2 separate regions of the Homo sapiens genome follow, and region 1 is linked to region 2. The links are chromatin loops, found by intact Hi-C in ENCODE. Cell type or tissue: ascending aorta. All regions are shown on one strand. Each heading gives the region's core, and the rest is flanking DNA. Links, peaks and the distances in the headings are about the cores only.

What was found. A loop is a pair of places that touch in the nucleus more often than their neighbours do. Peaks named below come from ENCODE experiments on the same cell type or tissue, not always from the same donor. Only the 100,000 strongest peaks of a DNase experiment are listed, where the experiment ranks them.
Region 1: it touches region 2 in a loop (2.0-fold over the local background); 2 of 110 quality-filtered maps call a loop at or near these places.

Annotation. Positions count from the first base shown.
Region 1 is chr13:30,842,970-30,851,669 of GRCh38, reverse strand. No RefSeq gene overlaps it. Among named protein-coding and RNA genes, the nearest start is that of LINC00545, 35 kb to the left of the region's middle. RefSeq lists enhancers at 3,518-3,607, 3,718-3,777. In ascending aorta, for the core only: no CTCF peak of the experiment used is centred there; a DNase peak (open chromatin) is centred at 3,619; H3K27ac peaks cover 2,466 bases.
Region 2 is chr13:30,975,884-30,984,583 of GRCh38, reverse strand. TEX26-AS2 (TEX26 antisense RNA 2) reads left to right here and starts at 6,944. Exons shown (of 3, transcript XR_941820.3): 1 at 6,944-7,024. RefSeq lists an enhancer at 668-1,243. In ascending aorta, for the core only: CTCF peaks have their summits at 5,057 (motif pointing left) and 6,555; a DNase peak (open chromatin) is centred at 6,653; H3K27ac peaks cover 452 bases.

The sequences.
Region 1 (8,700 bases), core at 446-8,445, 130 kb after region 2:
GAGGACCTGCCAATTGTTTTTTTGGGGGGAAGGGGGAGGGCATCCTATGATCTGAATGCATGTTTTTCCCCCCAAATTCATGTTGAAACTTAATCCCCAATGTGATAGTATTAAGACGTGAGGTCTTTGGGAGGTGATTAGATCATGAGGGCTCCATCCTCATGCATGGGATGAATGCCCTTATTCATAGCTTGAGAGAGCCTATTTGCTCCTTTTCTCCCACCCTGTGAGGACACATAGAGGCACCAACCACGAGGAACCCTCCTCATTATACATGAATCTTCCAGTGCCTTGATCTTGGACTTCTCGGCCTCCAGAACTGTGGACAACAATTTCTGCTATTTGTAAGTTACCCAGCCCAAGATATTTTGTTATAGTAGCCTGAATGGAACAAGACAGGGTTTTTTGTTGTTTTTTTGGTTTTCATTTTTCATTTTTGTTTTGTTTTGAGGGGACTTGGTCCAGTGCTATCTGGACAGCAGGAATAAAATAATAATAATAATAATTTGATTGACATGTATTTATTGAATGTCTTTTATATACCAGGCACTCTTCTTGTAGCTGAGGATCTACAGCACTGAACAAAGAGACAAGGCTGTGTGACCTCATCAAGCTTGCTTTCTGAGAGCCTCTGCACAGCAAAAGAAACTATTGACAGAGCAAACAGACAAACTGCAGAATGGGAGAAAATATTTCTAAACTATGCATCCAGCAAAGGATTAGTACCCAGAAACTATAAGAAACTTAAACAAACCAATAAGCTAACTTGGTTATAAAGTGGGCAAAGTACATGAAAAGACAATTCTCAAAAGAAGACATACATGCAACCAACAAACACATGAAAAAATGCTCAACATCACTAATCATCAGAGAGATGATTAGACACAAAACCACAATGAGATACCACCTCGCACCAGTCAGAATGGCTATTGCTAAAAAGTAAAAAAATAACAGATGTTGGTGAGGTTGTTAAGGGAATAACTCATACACTGTTGGTGGGAATGTAACTTATTTCAGCCCCTGTGGAAAGCAGTTTGGACATTCCTCAAAGAATTAAAAATAGAACTATCATTCAACCTGGCAATCCCATGACTGGGTATATACCCAAAAGAAAATACATCCTTCTCCCAAAAAGACATTTGCACTCATATGTTCATCCTACTACTGTTCACAATAGCAAAAACATGGAATCAACTCAGGTGCCCATCACTGGTAGACTGGATAAAGAAAATGTGGTACATATACACCATGGAATACTACACAGCCATAAAAAAGGATGAAACCATGTCCTTTGCAGCGACATGGCATGGATGCAGCTGGAGACCATTATCCTAAGCAAATTAGTGCAGAAACAGGAAACCAAATACCACATGTTTTCACTTATAAGTGGGAGCTAAACATTGAGTACACAGGACACAAAGATGGGAACAATAAACATGGGGGATCCCAAAAGGTGGGAAAGAGTGGGTCAAGGGTTGAAAAGCTACCTATCGGGTACTATGTTCACTACTTGGGTGACAGGATCATTAGAAGCCCAAACCTCAGCATCATGCAATACACCCGTGTAAGAAACCTGTACAGGTACCCCCTGAATCTAACACTTAAAAAAATTAAAGACAAATATATAAAAATAAATTCACCTTTTGAAAAAAGGCTTACTTTCTAGCTGGGAAAGATTGACAAAAACCAAAATAAGTATGATATGTATGATGTTAGAAAGTTGTAGTCTATGAACAAAAGCAAAGAGAATGGAAACCAATAGTGTTGCTGGGGGTGGGTTATGCAATTTTAAGAACAGATGTCAGGCAACCTTTTGCCGAGAGGGTGACATTGGAGTCAATACCTAAAGGAAGTGAGGGAGTGAGCTAATCACGTGTCTGGAGATAGAATTTCCCAGACAGAGAGAAACAGGACGTTCAAAGGCCCTCAGGTAGAACCTACTTGGTGCGTTGAGGCACAACAAGGAGGCCAATGAAGGTGGGCAGGTTTAGCAAGGGGATAACAGAGGAGATAAGGTGGAGGTGGAGTGCAGATAATGTGGCATCTGGCTATTCAATACTAGGGTCTTGGACCAGCAGCAGCAGCTGAGTGCTTGATAGAAATGCAGAATCTTGGGTTCTACCCCAGACCCACTGAGTCAGAGCTGCACTTTCACAACATCTTCAGTAGCTCATGTGCACATTACAGTTTGTAAAGTGCTGCTGTCGGGCTTGAGCATCCCATTGTTGGGCCTCAGCTATTAACTTTGTGCAATAATATTGGATATCTTCAGAGGGTTCCAAACATTGGAAGAGTGTAATCTGACTTATATTTTAACAGGATCGCCCTGGCCAAAGGGGACAAGAGTGGAAACCCAGAGCCAGTTGGAAGTTTCAGTTCCCTGGTAAGAGGCGATGAGGACTGAGGTTAAGAGGTGGTGGTGAGAAGTGACCAGGTTTGGATACATGGAAGGTAGAGCTGACAGGACTTGCTGATGGACTGGATGTGGGATGTGAGAAAAAGGGAAGATTTGAGGATGACTCCTAGGTTTCAGGCCTAGCTACATTAATTAAGCATTTACTATGTGCCAGACACACTACCTTTTCCTCCATCGCCTCATTTAATCCTTACAATGACCCTCTGAGAATCACTATTATTAATCCCAGAAAGGCTAAGTCACAGAGCTAGTCCATGAAGAAGCCAATTTATGAACCCAGGTGTGCTGCTTCCAAAATCCAAGCTACCCCACTGCTCGAGGCTCACTTCCCTTCCAGCACCCTTAGCTAGACACACTCTGAAATGAAGAGTGAGCAGTAGAGCTGACCATGGCTCCACAGTATACCACCTGTGTGACCCCAGGTAAGCTACTCAACCTCTGGGAGCCTCAGTTCCTCATTTGTAAACTGGGTCTATTAATGCTCCATAGGATTTTTGCAGGATGAGGCAAGATACTGAATGCGAAGCAGTAGGCTGAGGCTGTTGTCTGTTTCCAAACTGCCCTAGGGCTTTTTGCCCACTGCATTATATATATATTTTTTTCTTTCTTTCTTTTAATATCTAACACACATACATGTGTGCACAAAGAACTCAAACCAGATCATGGTCTGATATATCAAAAGAGAAAGGACAAAATGACAGAAATGAAGCCACAGAAATGGGACAAGTGACTAAGAAGCAGAGAAGGCAACCCTGAGCAAAAGAGCAAGGAGGAAACGAAGGATGGGGATGCAGCCAGTGGGAAGGTGAGGAGAAGGACCACAGAACCCATGGAGAAGACTGCATCGAGAGCAGATACCTACCAGTGAAACGTTAGCATTTCCAGCCTTAACAAGGCCTTTCTCATTTTGTATGGCTTTTTCTTCCTGTCCTAAAAGTCCTCGTAGAACAGGAATACTTCTTCTCTATGCATTTTGCAACTCTGACCTCCTAGTTATTACGTAGAGAAGGGCTATAATGCGGTTTGACAGGGCTTTTGTTTTGATTTTTTTCGTTGTTTTTTTTTTCCTCCCAGCAGAGATTTAAAATGACGACATCTACCCAAATACTCAGTCTCCTACTTGTCTCCATCAAGACCCATTTGCTGGCAGCTTTGAGACTGAAACTCTCAAGGGAGAGGGTGAATCATCCCTTCACACGGGGCTTGTCTTCCTCTCACAATCATGAATTCCCACAGAGATGCCGGGAACTTGTGGCTAAGGGCAGACGCTGAGGCTAAAATTGAACATGGGTGCAATGGAGCTGTGCTTAAAAGAGACATAAGGAAATAAGGAGTCGTACGTGTCCTGCTCTGTGGTTAACAAGTTGACTACACTCTCTGCTGATGGAGGGATGGCGACTTCAGGCAGGAAGGGTGAGGGAAGGACTCGGCTCTGGGCTGCCCCACTGTCCACCCATCAACATTGCTGTCTGGATGAATGGGGGATAGATCCCCTGGGGTGGAGGCTGGCTGCTGGGAATTATCCACTTTGGCTTCAAAATGAATTCACTGGGAAGATAGCCATTAGTGCAAAGTATGCTTTTCTCTCAGGAAAATCACCCTACAGATCATCATCATTTTAAGTTTTTCCTTTCCAGTGACCCCTTCTAGGAGTTTTCATTCTTCAAACAAATCATCAATTTGCTGGGAACATAATCATAACAAAAGCTAAAAGTTTCTCTTTTTTTTTTTTTTTGGTTCTTTCCTTCGAACCAGCAATCATCTTATGTGAATGCCCCACTGCCTAAGATCCAAATGAAGTAGAAGCTTGTCTCCTTTTAAAACGGCCGTTAGTGTTCATGGCCAGGTGTCTCTCTCACCTAAGCACAAGTTCTCCCTGTTCCATGGACTGGCAGCTGCTTTATAATATATACTAGTTATATTTTAATGCAATAGCTGGATTCTTATGTCAAGACCTGTGGAAGGTTTAAGGTTTTACCCCAGCTGTGAGCTAACAAGTGTCATGGATTCTGACAGAAGACATGACACTCCTGGATCAGAGACGAAAGATGTTATTATTCACAGCACACTCACTTACTTCAGAGAGTGCTAGCATCTTTGCAGCAGGCGTCCTGCCCCGAGTCCCATGGCGCAACAGGCCCAGATGAGGGCTACACACTCAGTGGGATGCACCTCAGCAGAGGAATCCAGGGTCAAGGGCCCAGCACTTTTTGAGTGCGCAGCAAACATTGCGGCAAGCAGCAGACCAGCCCTTCCCCGTCCTCCTGCAGAGTGAGCAGCTACTTAGTAGTCATGCTGTGAGCACCTGACCTACTTAGGTATCTGTGTGACTAGTTTGGAAACTGCTCAGTATCAGGAGATAGGTAAGCCCTGCAATCTGGCAGCAAGAGTGCACAGCTGAGACCAACATCTTCATCCATCCAGGTGGTCCTTTCCCTAGTCATTCAACTGCATGAGAACTTTTTTTGGTAATGTCTGTGTTACTTTGTAGACAACTAAAAATCCGGCCTGATAACCATATGTCCCAGGCAACCCATGCCTCTAATGAAAATACAATGTTTCTCAGAAGGGGAAATTAGAATTAAATATAAACTATAAACCTTCAGCTTTTTCTTCCTTCTCCCATGTTTGGTCTAAACTAAGTTCATTTAGAGTCATTGAGGCCAAGAAAGGTATTTGGTAGTGGTGTCAGGAGGTGGGAAAGAATGGATACATCCTATTGTTACATGTATCACTAAGAGCAGATGACTAACAAATGTGTTATGTGGTAAGTGTGTTGGAATAACTTTCAACATCATTTACAAATGCTTTTAAAAATGTCATTAAGGCCGGGCATAGTAGCTCATGCCTATAATCACAGCACTTTGGGAGGCTGAGGCAGGAGGGTCACTTGAGGCCAGGAGTTGAGACTAGCTGAGGCAACAAAATGAGACCCCGTCTTTACAAAAAATAAAATTTGCTGGGCGTAGTGGCGCATGCCTGTATTCCCAGCTACTCAGGAGGCTGAGGCAGAGGAATCGTTGGAGCCCAGGAGTTTGAGGTTGCAGTGAGCTATGATCACACCACTGCACTCCACCCTGGGCAACAGAGTGAGACCCTGTCTCCAAAACAAACAAAAAAAGTCATTAAACCTCTCAACATTGTTGGGGGCTTAGGCGCACAGTGTGGGCCTCTGTTACACAGTGTGGCAGGACATTATATCCTTTATTTTCTGATGCTTTGACCTCTAGAGTCATGCTGGTCAAATTCAGTTCCGCCAACTCCTGAAGATAGTAAACAACTCACGCAGGAGGATGCTTTTAAAATGTAAACAAACCAATCCAGAGTTCATACCCAAACCACTTCCTCTATTTGGCTTTCCTGCTCTGAGCCACTATCCACCTCCCCTAATGACCCTAGGGCCAGGGATCAGACGGCTAGGGACAGTCCCTACGCCCCAGAGCCCACTGAAAGGGTTCAAACTAGCCAATCCCAGCCCTGTCCACCCTGCCTCCCTCTTCCTCTGCCCCCAACCCAGTGCTTCCCCACGTGGCACCCCATGCAGGGTGTGCCTTCTTCTCTTAGGAACTGTGAGTAACAAACTATCTCTTCTTCTTCTTCTTCTTTTTTAATTTGTTTAGAGGCAGGATCTTGCCCTGTTGCCCAGGCTGGAGTGCAGTGTCACAACCATAGCTCACTGCATTCTTGAACTCCTGGGTAACAGTGATCCTCCCGCCTCAAGCCTCCTGAGTAGCTGGAACTACAGGCGCACACCATCGTGCCTGGCTACTTTTTTTCATTTTAAATTTTTTGTACAGACAGTGTCTCCCTATGTTGCCCAGGCTGGTCTCAAACTCCTGGCCTCAGCAATCCTCCTGCCTCGGCCTCCCAAAGTGCTGGAATTATAGGCGTAAGCCACTGTGTGCAGCCACAACTATCTTCTCAATGGCAATCATCTTCTGATCTGTTGGCTTTATTGTGGCTCCAATTTCCTGTTAATATGCTATATTTTAAAATAAGCAGTACCATTTGTACTTGGAGAAAGGACTGTGGGTGAGTGGGAAGACAGCCCAGGGTGTCCCATTAGAGTCTCCTTCTCTGTAAGTGCAACAGTGAAGCATTTGTTCATCTAATGTTAATACCCCTGAGAGTCAGGCATCTCACTCAGCTGCCCCCCTGACATTCCCACTGGGGTGCTTCACAGGGATCTCTCGCTGCACTGTACAAAACTGAACCCTAGACCTCTCACCCTCAACACACATACACACACACCACATGCACACACACACACACCACATACACACACACCACATACATACACACACCACATACACACCACATGCACACACACCACAGACACACACACACACCACATACACACCACATGCGCACACACACCACATGCACACACACACCACATGCGCACACACACCACATGCACACACACACCACATGAACACACCACATACACACACACCAGATACACACACACCAGATACACACCACATACACACACACCATATACACACACCACATACACACTACATACATGCACACCACATACACACACACCACATACACGCACCACATACACACACACCACATACACACACACAACATACACATCACATACACATACCCCACATACACACACACACCACATACACACCACATACACGCACACCACATACACACACCACATACACACCACAGACACGCACACCACACACACACACAACATACAAACACACCACATACACACCACAAACACACGCAGCACATACACACCACATACACGCACACCACATACACACACACCACAGACACACACACATCACATACACAAACCACACACACACCAGACACACACACACCACATACACACACCACACGCACACACACACACCATGTACACACCACAGACACACACCACACCCACACCCACACCACACCCACACACACCCACACACACACCACACCCACACACACCACACCCACACACCACACCCACACCCACACACCACACCCACACCCACACCACACCCACACACCACACCCACACACACCACACCCACACCACACCCACACCCACACCCACACCCACACACCCACACCCACACCCACACACCACACCCACACCCACACCACACCCACACCCACACACCCACACCACACCCACACCCACACACCCACACACACACCACAGACACACACCACAGACACACACATCACAGACACACACACCACAGACACACCACATACACACCACAAAAACACACCACAGACACACACACACACCACATACACACACACCACAGACACACACACCACATACACACCTACACACACCACATACATACCACAGACACACACACCACATACACACACCACAGACACTACACCACAGACACACACACACTCCACATACACAACACACACGCACACAACATACACACCACATATAAGCACACCACATAGACACACACCATATGCACACACACCACAGAGCCACGCACCACATACACACACACGACATACACACACCCCTGACACACACCACATACACACCACATACAAACACACACCACATACACACCACATACACGCACACCACATACACACACACCACATACACACACACCACACACACACAACATACACACACCACATACACACACACCACATACACCACATACAAACACACACCACATACACACCACATACACACACACCACAGACACACACACCACAGACACACCACATGCACACCACAGACACACACACCACATATACACACACCACACACACACACCACATACACGCACACCACATGCACACAACACATACATACACACCACATACACACACACTACATACACACACCACATACGCACACCACGTACACACACAACACATACAAAACACATACACACACACCACGTACACACCACATACATGCACACCACATAGACGCACACCACATACACATGCACCACAGACACACACACACCACATGCAAACACACACCACATACACACACACCACAGACACACCACAGACACACACACCATACACACCACATGCACACCAGAAACACACACACCACAGACACACACACCACATACACACATACCACATACACACACCACAGACACACACACCAGACACACACACACACCACATACACACTACATACACACCACATACACACAACATACACCACACACACACCACATACACAACACATACACACCACATATACACACACATCACATACACACACACACCACATACACACACACCAC
Region 2 (8,700 bases), core at 160-8,159:
CTCTCTTAAAAATACAAATAGATTAGCTGAGCATGATGGCGGGTGCCTGTAATCCCAGCTACTTGGGAGGTTGACAGAGGAGAATCACTTGAACCTGGGAGGTGAAGGTTGCAGTGAGCCAAGATTGCACCACTGCACTCCAGCCTGGGTGACAGAGCAAGACTGTTTCAAAAAAACAGAAAAGAAAAAAAGAAAAAAGAAAAGAAAACCTTAACCTGAATGCTTATAGCAGCTTTATACGCAAATGCCAAAACCTGGAGACAACCCAGATGTTCTTCAACCAGTGAACAGATAAATAAACTGGTACATCCATACTCAGCCATAAAAAGCAACACGTTACTACAGATTACTCAACAACAAGAACAAGAACAACAACAAAATTCATTTTGATAAATCGAAGATACAGAAGGTTATATATTATATTATTCCATTTATATGACATTCTAGAAAAAGCAAAATGATAGGGATGAAAACCAAACCTGTCATTGCCAGTGGCTAGGGAGGTGGGGCTGTGTACAGGGGAACAGCCAGAGGAATTTTAGATGGAATTTTACTTTCCCATATAATGATTGGGGTGATAGATACAGTGCTCTATGCATTTGTCAAAATCTGTAACACTTTACACCAGAAAGAGTGACAATAAAAATTGTAAATACATTTAAAAAACATATTTTTTGCTTTTCCTGAAATCCTCTATGACTAACACATACTAACAGGGCAACAATTAGCCAGAGATAATGTAAGCAAACCCACATCCAGCAGCTCGCCAAACACAAGGGACAAAAATTGGTGGGAGGAAAAGCAGGTTTATTGGAGAGCCAGAAAACCGAGAAGATGCTGAACTATTGTCCTAAAGCACCACCTTAAGCCAATACAAATTGTAGGTACTTTTCATGTTAAGCGCAGGGGAAAGAGGAGGGAATTGAGATCAAGAGCTAACCAGTAACCACAGACAATTGGGTGCCAGCAAGGGTCTGGGGAGGTTGGGAATGCCTTTGTCCTTGGTCAGGCCTTAATGGTCCTATACATCTTTAACAAAACATAGTTGTTTAAATATGTGTCCTTTAATCCTAAAGTGTTTTTTAAACTACACGATTGTTGTTTTTGCCTATTAGTGCTCTAAAATTATCTTAGCCTATGAGCAGGAATGGGTAAAGGCCCCTTAAACAAAAATGGAGTAAAGTAGTTTTTTTGTTGTTGTTGCTACGATAACTCAGCAGCCCTTTTAAACATAGTGGGCACTCTTCATTTCACCAGTCACTCTCCCTATGGTCTCACTCCTGGCCCGCTTCCCTCATTTAGGTTACCTGCCAGGCCTCCTGTGATACTGTGACTTATAATAAGAAATACCTATTTTGGTCTTTGTCCAGTTTCCTGGCAGGCAACTCCTAGAATGTTTCAAAGTGATAAGTGATGCGTCTTTTTGTATGTGAATGAGATGTCTGAGATGACTGCCGGGGAAGGAGGGAGGCTTCAGGATAGACTCCACATGCAGGCTGGTTGCCAGGGGAACCAATCTTGATTAGAGAGTTGAGACTTTCAACTCCACCCCCCAATCAGGGAGAAGAACTGAAGTTTGAATTAATCACCAATGACAAATGATGTAATCAATTATGCACATGTAATGAAGTTTCCATAAAACTCAAAAGGACATGCTTTGGAGAGCTTTCAGGTTGCTGAACATTGGAGATGCCTGGAGGGTGATGTGCCTGAAGAAGGCCTGGCAGCAACTTGTACTTTCCCCCATACTGTGCCTTATGTAGTTCTTCATCTGGCTCGTCGTGTTCATCTTTTGTAATACCCTTTATAATAAACTGGCATATGTGAGTGAAGTGTTTCTCTGAGTTCTGTGAGCTGTTCTAGCAAATGATCAAACTCAAGAAGGCAGTCATGGGAACTTTCAATTTGTAGCCAAGTCAGGCAGAAGCTGTGAGTAACTTCGGGACTTACTACTTCCTGTTGGCATCTGCAATGGGGGGCAGTCTTGTGGGACTGACTGGAATCACCCAGTAGGTTCATTTTGTCTGCTGCCTAGATAGACCCAATTTATCAAGACAAGGAAACTGCAATAGAGAAAGAGTTTAATTCTTACAGAACCAGATGAACGGGAGACCATAGATTTATTTTTACACAGATTAGTCTATCCAAAAATTCGAAGACTAGGTTTTTTCAAGGATAGTTTGGCGGGTAGGGGGCCAGGGAGTGGGGAATGCTGATTGGTTGGGTCAAAGATGAAATCATAGGGAATTGACGCTGTCCCCTTGCGATGAGTCAGTTCCTGGGTGGGGGTCACAGGACCAAACAGTGAGTCTGGGTAGAGCCATCGGTCATCAGAAATCCAAAAACCTGAAAAGACATCCCAAATCTTAGGCTCTACAATAGTGATGTTATCTGCAGGAGTAACGGGGAAGTTGCATTTCTTGAGGCTAATTTGTTAGTCCTACAAAGGCAGTCAAGTCCCCAGGCAAGAAGGGGTTTGTTTTGAGAAAGGGCTGTTACCATCTTTGTTCCAAAGTTAAACTATAAACTAAGTTCCTCCCAAAGTTAGTTCAGACTATGCCCAGCAATGAACAAGGGCAGCTGGAAGGTTAGACACAAGATGGAGTTGGTTAGGTCAGATCCCTTTCACTGTTACAGATTTCTCACTGTTATAATTTTTGCAAAGATGGTTTTGTGAGTCCTCATCCTGCCAGATCTGCGCCAACTCCAGGTAGTGTCACAGTTGAATTGAACTGTGAGCTAGGAGGACACCTACCTGGTGCTGGAGAACTATTCGGTCAGGGAAAAAACTCCACTCATGTGGTCACAGTAGTGCTCTGCGTTGCGTGAGAGTAGTAGGAGAGTATAGAAAGAGAAAAATATCTTGCTTTCTTGCCTATGCACCCCTGTAGGCATTTCAGTTTGAAACTCTTGCTTTTGAAAATAGCCTAATCATAGTGGCTGTACATCCATAAAAACCTGGGCCTTTACCTTGATCCAGAAACCCTTTCCTGACCCTTCAGGCCGGGTTAGGCAAGCTCTTAGAAATCTCGTAGCATTCTGCACATGGCTCTTTTAGGATGTTACTGAGATTTCCTTCTGTATTTGTTAGAACCCTGTTGATTACGAGTGGCAGAAATCTAGCTCAATCCAGCTGTAGTCAAATCAAGAAATGAATTGTTCATGGGGCATGGATGGAGATGGTTTCAAGGGTAGACACTCCAATCTCATCAGGATTCTTCCGTTCCTCATACATCCTCTCTCAGGTCTCCATTCTCTGGGGCTGGTTGCTGTTGTGGGACCGGGAAGAAGACCACGGGCAACTCTGGAAACATCTTCTTACAGCCTCATAGCAACAGAGGAAAGAGTGCTCTGCCCAGTCCCCATGGAAGAAAATCCTGGGCCAAACCCCAACCATGGCCAGAGAGGAGAGGTACCACATTCAGATGGTACCTGGCCCGGGCAGGGCACAGAGAGCCTTCAGCTGACATCAGAATCACATGGCTGGATTGGGGTGGGAGAGTACCCCCCAAAGTGAGGCATGCTGCTCTGGGCTGGCAAAATTGTAAATTTCATTACATTTGCCAATTTGTATTTTTTGCTAGACTCTTAGACCTTTAGGAATAGAATAGATTACTGTGTCTTTCATTTCTGTATCTAGTACAGCAGGGTGTCTGGTATGAAAGACTTTAAAAATATTTAAAAATAAATGTTAAATGAAGGATAAAGTTTAAATTGTCATAGTCATATGCCTTGAATTTTCTGGAATAGTCCCAATTTCATGATATGTCTATGATATCTTTTTTATTAAGATAATTCTTTAAATGAATAATTTCCTTATTTTATAAAACTTTTTATAAAATTACATTCAAAAATTTATTCAGTACTTGGCCATACCCTCCGCTTGTGGTTTTCATTCAGCAAGGCTGGCCAATTGTGTTGGTTATATTTTATTTGGCTTCCAAATTCCCTTTAATCGCCTTTTCTGGCCTGGCTGGTGCCACAGGAGGTTAACTCTTTGGACTGCATCTCCATCAATACCTTGCTGGTAAGCATCCATTGGGCTTGTCAGTGAGAGCCATTGCCAGGAGATCAGATTATATGAGAGGGAAGGAGAAGCAAGGCTGGAGGAATTTTTCCCTTCTTGTTCCCTGTGTCATGTCCCCCAAAATGGCTCTGTCCCTTCCAGGGGACAGCAGCTCCCTGACAGCCCAGGCTCTCACAGGGAGAGGTGGTAACAGCTTTCTTCTCTCTCAAGTCTCTGGGAGCCTTACCCCACGTTTATGTCCTCAGTAAGTAGTCCCTTTACTTAAGCCCCATCATCTGAAACAAATGGGGTGGATTCTGCTTCCTGCTTAGACCTTGACTAAACTACCAACTTAACCTTCTCAGGTGCAATTTACCAATTAGATCCCCCCTCTAGTTTAGTGGTTCTCACTCTTTGCTGTGCACAGGGATCACCTTAGCACCTGTGATCCGTCCCCAGAAGTTCTGATGTAATTGGACTGGAAAGTAGCCTCGGGATCAGGATTTTAAAAATCTCTCCAGGACATTTGATTGGGTAGCCAAGGCTGATAAGCCCTGCTCCAGACTCATATACCTCCTGTACAGAAAGGAGAATTCTAACACGTAGTGAAAACAACTTCCTATAACCTGCGTTTTATTTCTTACTTTCTTACAAATTATTGCAGCCTTCATTCTAAAGGGATGTTGTTTTCTACTTATTCACAAAAGCTTTTTAAAACAAAGTGGAACAATTTTAAACACATTTACATAACTGTTTCTTCAAGAGGTTCAAAACAAAGAACAGATATTTCTAGAAAGCATAGAAATCCACTATATACACTTTTATTTTGAATAAGGTGTGTGCAAGGGTGATGGCAGTGGCTGCTGCCATCATGCCAGCTGCAGCAGGGAAGCGCAGCTGGGGCTGTACACTCCCTGGAGCCAGGGGGAACCCTGCCCATTCTGAGTTGGGACAGGACCTCCCCATGTGGCTACAGCCACCCAAACCACAGCTGCAGACCCAGGCCTCCTGCTCTAGGGAGCAGGAAGGAGCGCCCCCTACTGGGTGAGGCTACAGCAGCCCAAAATGCAGCTGTGGATCGGAGCCTTCCTGTGCTCTTGGGAGAAACGGGAACAGGCAGGATCTGCCTTCCGAGGTGCAGTTGCAGCTGCCTCATTCGCGGCTGCAGACCTGGGCCTCCTGCTCCAGGAAGCAGGCAGAAGCTGGGGACAAGTGGGAGTCCTGCCTCTTCTGAGTTGGTGGGGCGGGAGCTCCTGGGTGCAGCTGCACTGCCCTCCCAGGCACAGGACCTGGGCATCTCTGTAGCCTACACCCTCGAGTGCCCCAGGAAGGACCCCTGTCCCTGCAGGCTTAGGGGTGTCTGCTCCCAGTGCCTGGCCTCTCCTCCCAAGGCCCGCTCCAATCTCCCAGCGGGGTTGGGGGCCAAGTCCCAGCGGGAGGCTGACAGAATCCTGGGTAGAAGGAAGAGGGTCCCCAGTAAGGGCCCACCCTCAGGCCAGGGAGAGCCTGAAGACTAGGGGCTGGGCTGCCAGTCCCGTGAACTGGAGTAGGGACTCATGGGCCTGGAAGAGTCCAGGCCCACCCATGGCCGCCCATGGACCAACTGGCATACATTTCCTTCCTTCTGAGGTCCATAAAAGCCCTGGGCTCAACCAGAGCAGGGCAGAAGATGGCCAGAAGACAAAGAGAGCAGAGAGATGATGGGACTGGATGACCAGCTGCAGAGAAGAGTACCCTGTCCACTGAGAGCCTCAGAGATGACCTGCCAGCAGAAGGGAGCTACCCACTCCTCTGAGTTGCTCTAACACTAAATAAAACTCTTCTTCACTCTTCACTTGTGTACCTCACTCTTCCTGGATGCAGGACAAGAATTTGGGCAAAGGTGCTGTGGCCACAGGGGTTCCCGGCAAGAAAAAAATCAACACCCCAGAAATCGCCTACCAAGGGTAAGTTTTTCAGGAAAGAAAAAAGAGAATTAAAGAGCCATCGGGGGATATCACAAGAAAAAAAAAATGGCAGGATTAGTAACTGTTGAAAAACTACTATCTTACAAATATAATAATAGAGATTCTAGTGCCATGTAATTAACTCATGCCAGGTCCATGACTGATCTGGGTTTGCCGATCTTCTCTGAGAATGAACCAGGTTAAAGCACTCACAGCTTCTAGCACATTAAAATAAGCAGTGGCTACTGGCCTCATGAGAATCTTTAAAGTGTTCAATGTTTAAAACACCCTTGCCATTTTTAAGATACAAGAGAACCTCAACCACACTCTTACTTTAAAATGCAATTGCTTTTTTTTTTTTTTTTTTTTTTTTTTTGAGACGGAGTCTCGCTCTGTCGCCCAGGCCGGACTGCGGACTGCAGTGGCGCAATCTCGGCTCACTGCAAGCTCCGCTTCCCGGGTGCAATTGCTTTTTAAACACACATTTGTTGACGGTGGTAGAATTTAATATTTTTGAGAAAGAACTGATTCTACAAAGCTTTTTCTCATTTTGAGGGTCCCAGGAATGTTGCATCTAAATAAATGCTGTGCCTGTACCAGTCAGCTATTGCTACATTGGCCTCTGGCATGCAGCAAAGAGCATTTATTTCTCATTCACAGTTTGTGAGTCATTGGGGCAGGTCAGCTGGGGTGACTCATTTTTCTCCTGGGACCAGTGAGCAGCCCAGGTTTATTTCTTCTAACAACCCATTAGCCAAAGAAAGCCACATGGCTGTGCTCACATACAAGGTCAGGGGAAATACATTCCATCTTTAGTGGGAGGCACTGCAAGGTTACATGGCCAGGGGTGTGGATACAGAGAGAGATGAAGAATTGGGGCCAATAATTCACTTTACCACCGTCCCTAAAGCAAAAGTCTGTCGAAGATGACATCTCAATACTGTATTTACAAGTAGAACATCTTGCTCTAGAGTGATGTCACTGACAAGTTCTAGAACCCTGTAGGTAAGAGGACTTTTTGTGTCCAGACAGATGGCAATACTCATCCGTATGTTGTCTGCCCCAGGGCAAGGTAGGTGATGCTGGCTTTTCTTAGCTACCCTACCTCCAGAATACCAAAATGATCTCCAAAGAAGTAATCAGGGTTTGAGGGGAGGAGGAGAGCATTGAACAGGTGGTGCATAGAGAATTTTTGGGGCAGTGAAACTATCCTGTGTGATACTGTAATTGTGGATACATGGCACTATGCTTTTGTCATAACCCATAGAACTTTATAGCACAAAGAGTGAACCTCAATGTATGTGAATTTTTAAAAAATCATTTGGGAGGTCAGGGATACCATTTGGGATGCCCAAGGTGTAGAGATACATTAAAAACTTAAGATGCATGCACAGACACGTCTGCAGTCGTGAAAAACTCAAGTCCTACACAAAACTTTGCTACCAAAATTTGAAGAAGAAGAAGACGAATAGTATAAAAACAACATTCATGGGTGATCCACAACTTGAATCAATAGAAATTTATTGACTGTTGTGAAATAAAGTTACATAGAATACAAGAGTCTATGCTAACAGAAATACAATGGCACTCACACCATGATCCGACTCTTGCTTCCTTGATCTCTTTTTGCGTGACTTTTCCCTGTCCCCGGCCAACTCACTATGTATGTGTCAACCACTCCACCTTCTTCCAGTTCCTAGAACACCAAAATCATTCCTATCTTGAGGCCCTTGCCTTGCTGTTCTCTAAGCCTGGAAAGGTCTTGTCCCATCTCTCCATGTGGCTGGCTCCTTCTCCTCTTGAAGTTTCATTTCAAATAGGAGCCTCTTGGTGCCTCCCTCTAGAATCGAAGCTCCATTACTGTCTTTCACTAGTGCATTATCCCCATCCCCTAAAGCCCTGCTTGGCACGTAGGAGGTGCTCAATAAATATTTGTGGACCAAAGGGGCTACTCATTTATTAATATTTGGCTCAAGGCCCTGATGGAGTATGGACCTCTGCTTTGGAATGGATGCTGTGAGGACAGTCAGGAAGTCCCACACTGCACACACTAAACCAAGAGAGAGTCCACGTAAAGCTCCTGGGTGGCCACTGCAACAGTCTTAAGCACTCTAAGAAAGGCATAAAAGCAGATTAATGCTCAAGTATTGACCCACATCTGCAAAGGACGTTGGGGCAGGGAGACGCTTAGCTGATAAATAGAAAACTACCCCTGTCTAAAGCAGGGATGGTTGGGATATGACTGCCTTGATGCAAAACAGGAGCAGGAAATAGGACAGGCCCAAACAAGGGCTCAAAAAAGAAAGAAAGAAAGAAAGAAAGCCAAAGCGGCAATAACAACAACAAACTCTTGCTGCTGGTGGGAAACCTACAGGGCAAGCTCCTTCTCCACATGAGCCCTGCTGGCAGTTGTTTGTATGTGTGTGTGTGTGTGTGTGCATGCACACGCGTAAGAGCACATGCAGGGGATGTAGTGAAAAGCACAGTGTGAAATGAGGAAATAAAGGATATCTTCTCAGTCAGTAGCCATGGGAAGAACCGGGAAGTACAAGGTCCTGAGAGCACAGAGATGATGGAATTTTTATATATTGGGAGAGGAACCCAAATCTAGTAATGACAATGTGTGATAAAAACTACTAGTATGATGAAAAACAGTATATTTCCAAAACTAACATTAGAGGGGAAAATGAAGAAAATCAGTAAAACTAAAAAGAACAAACAGCAAATAGCAAGCAAAAAAAATGATAT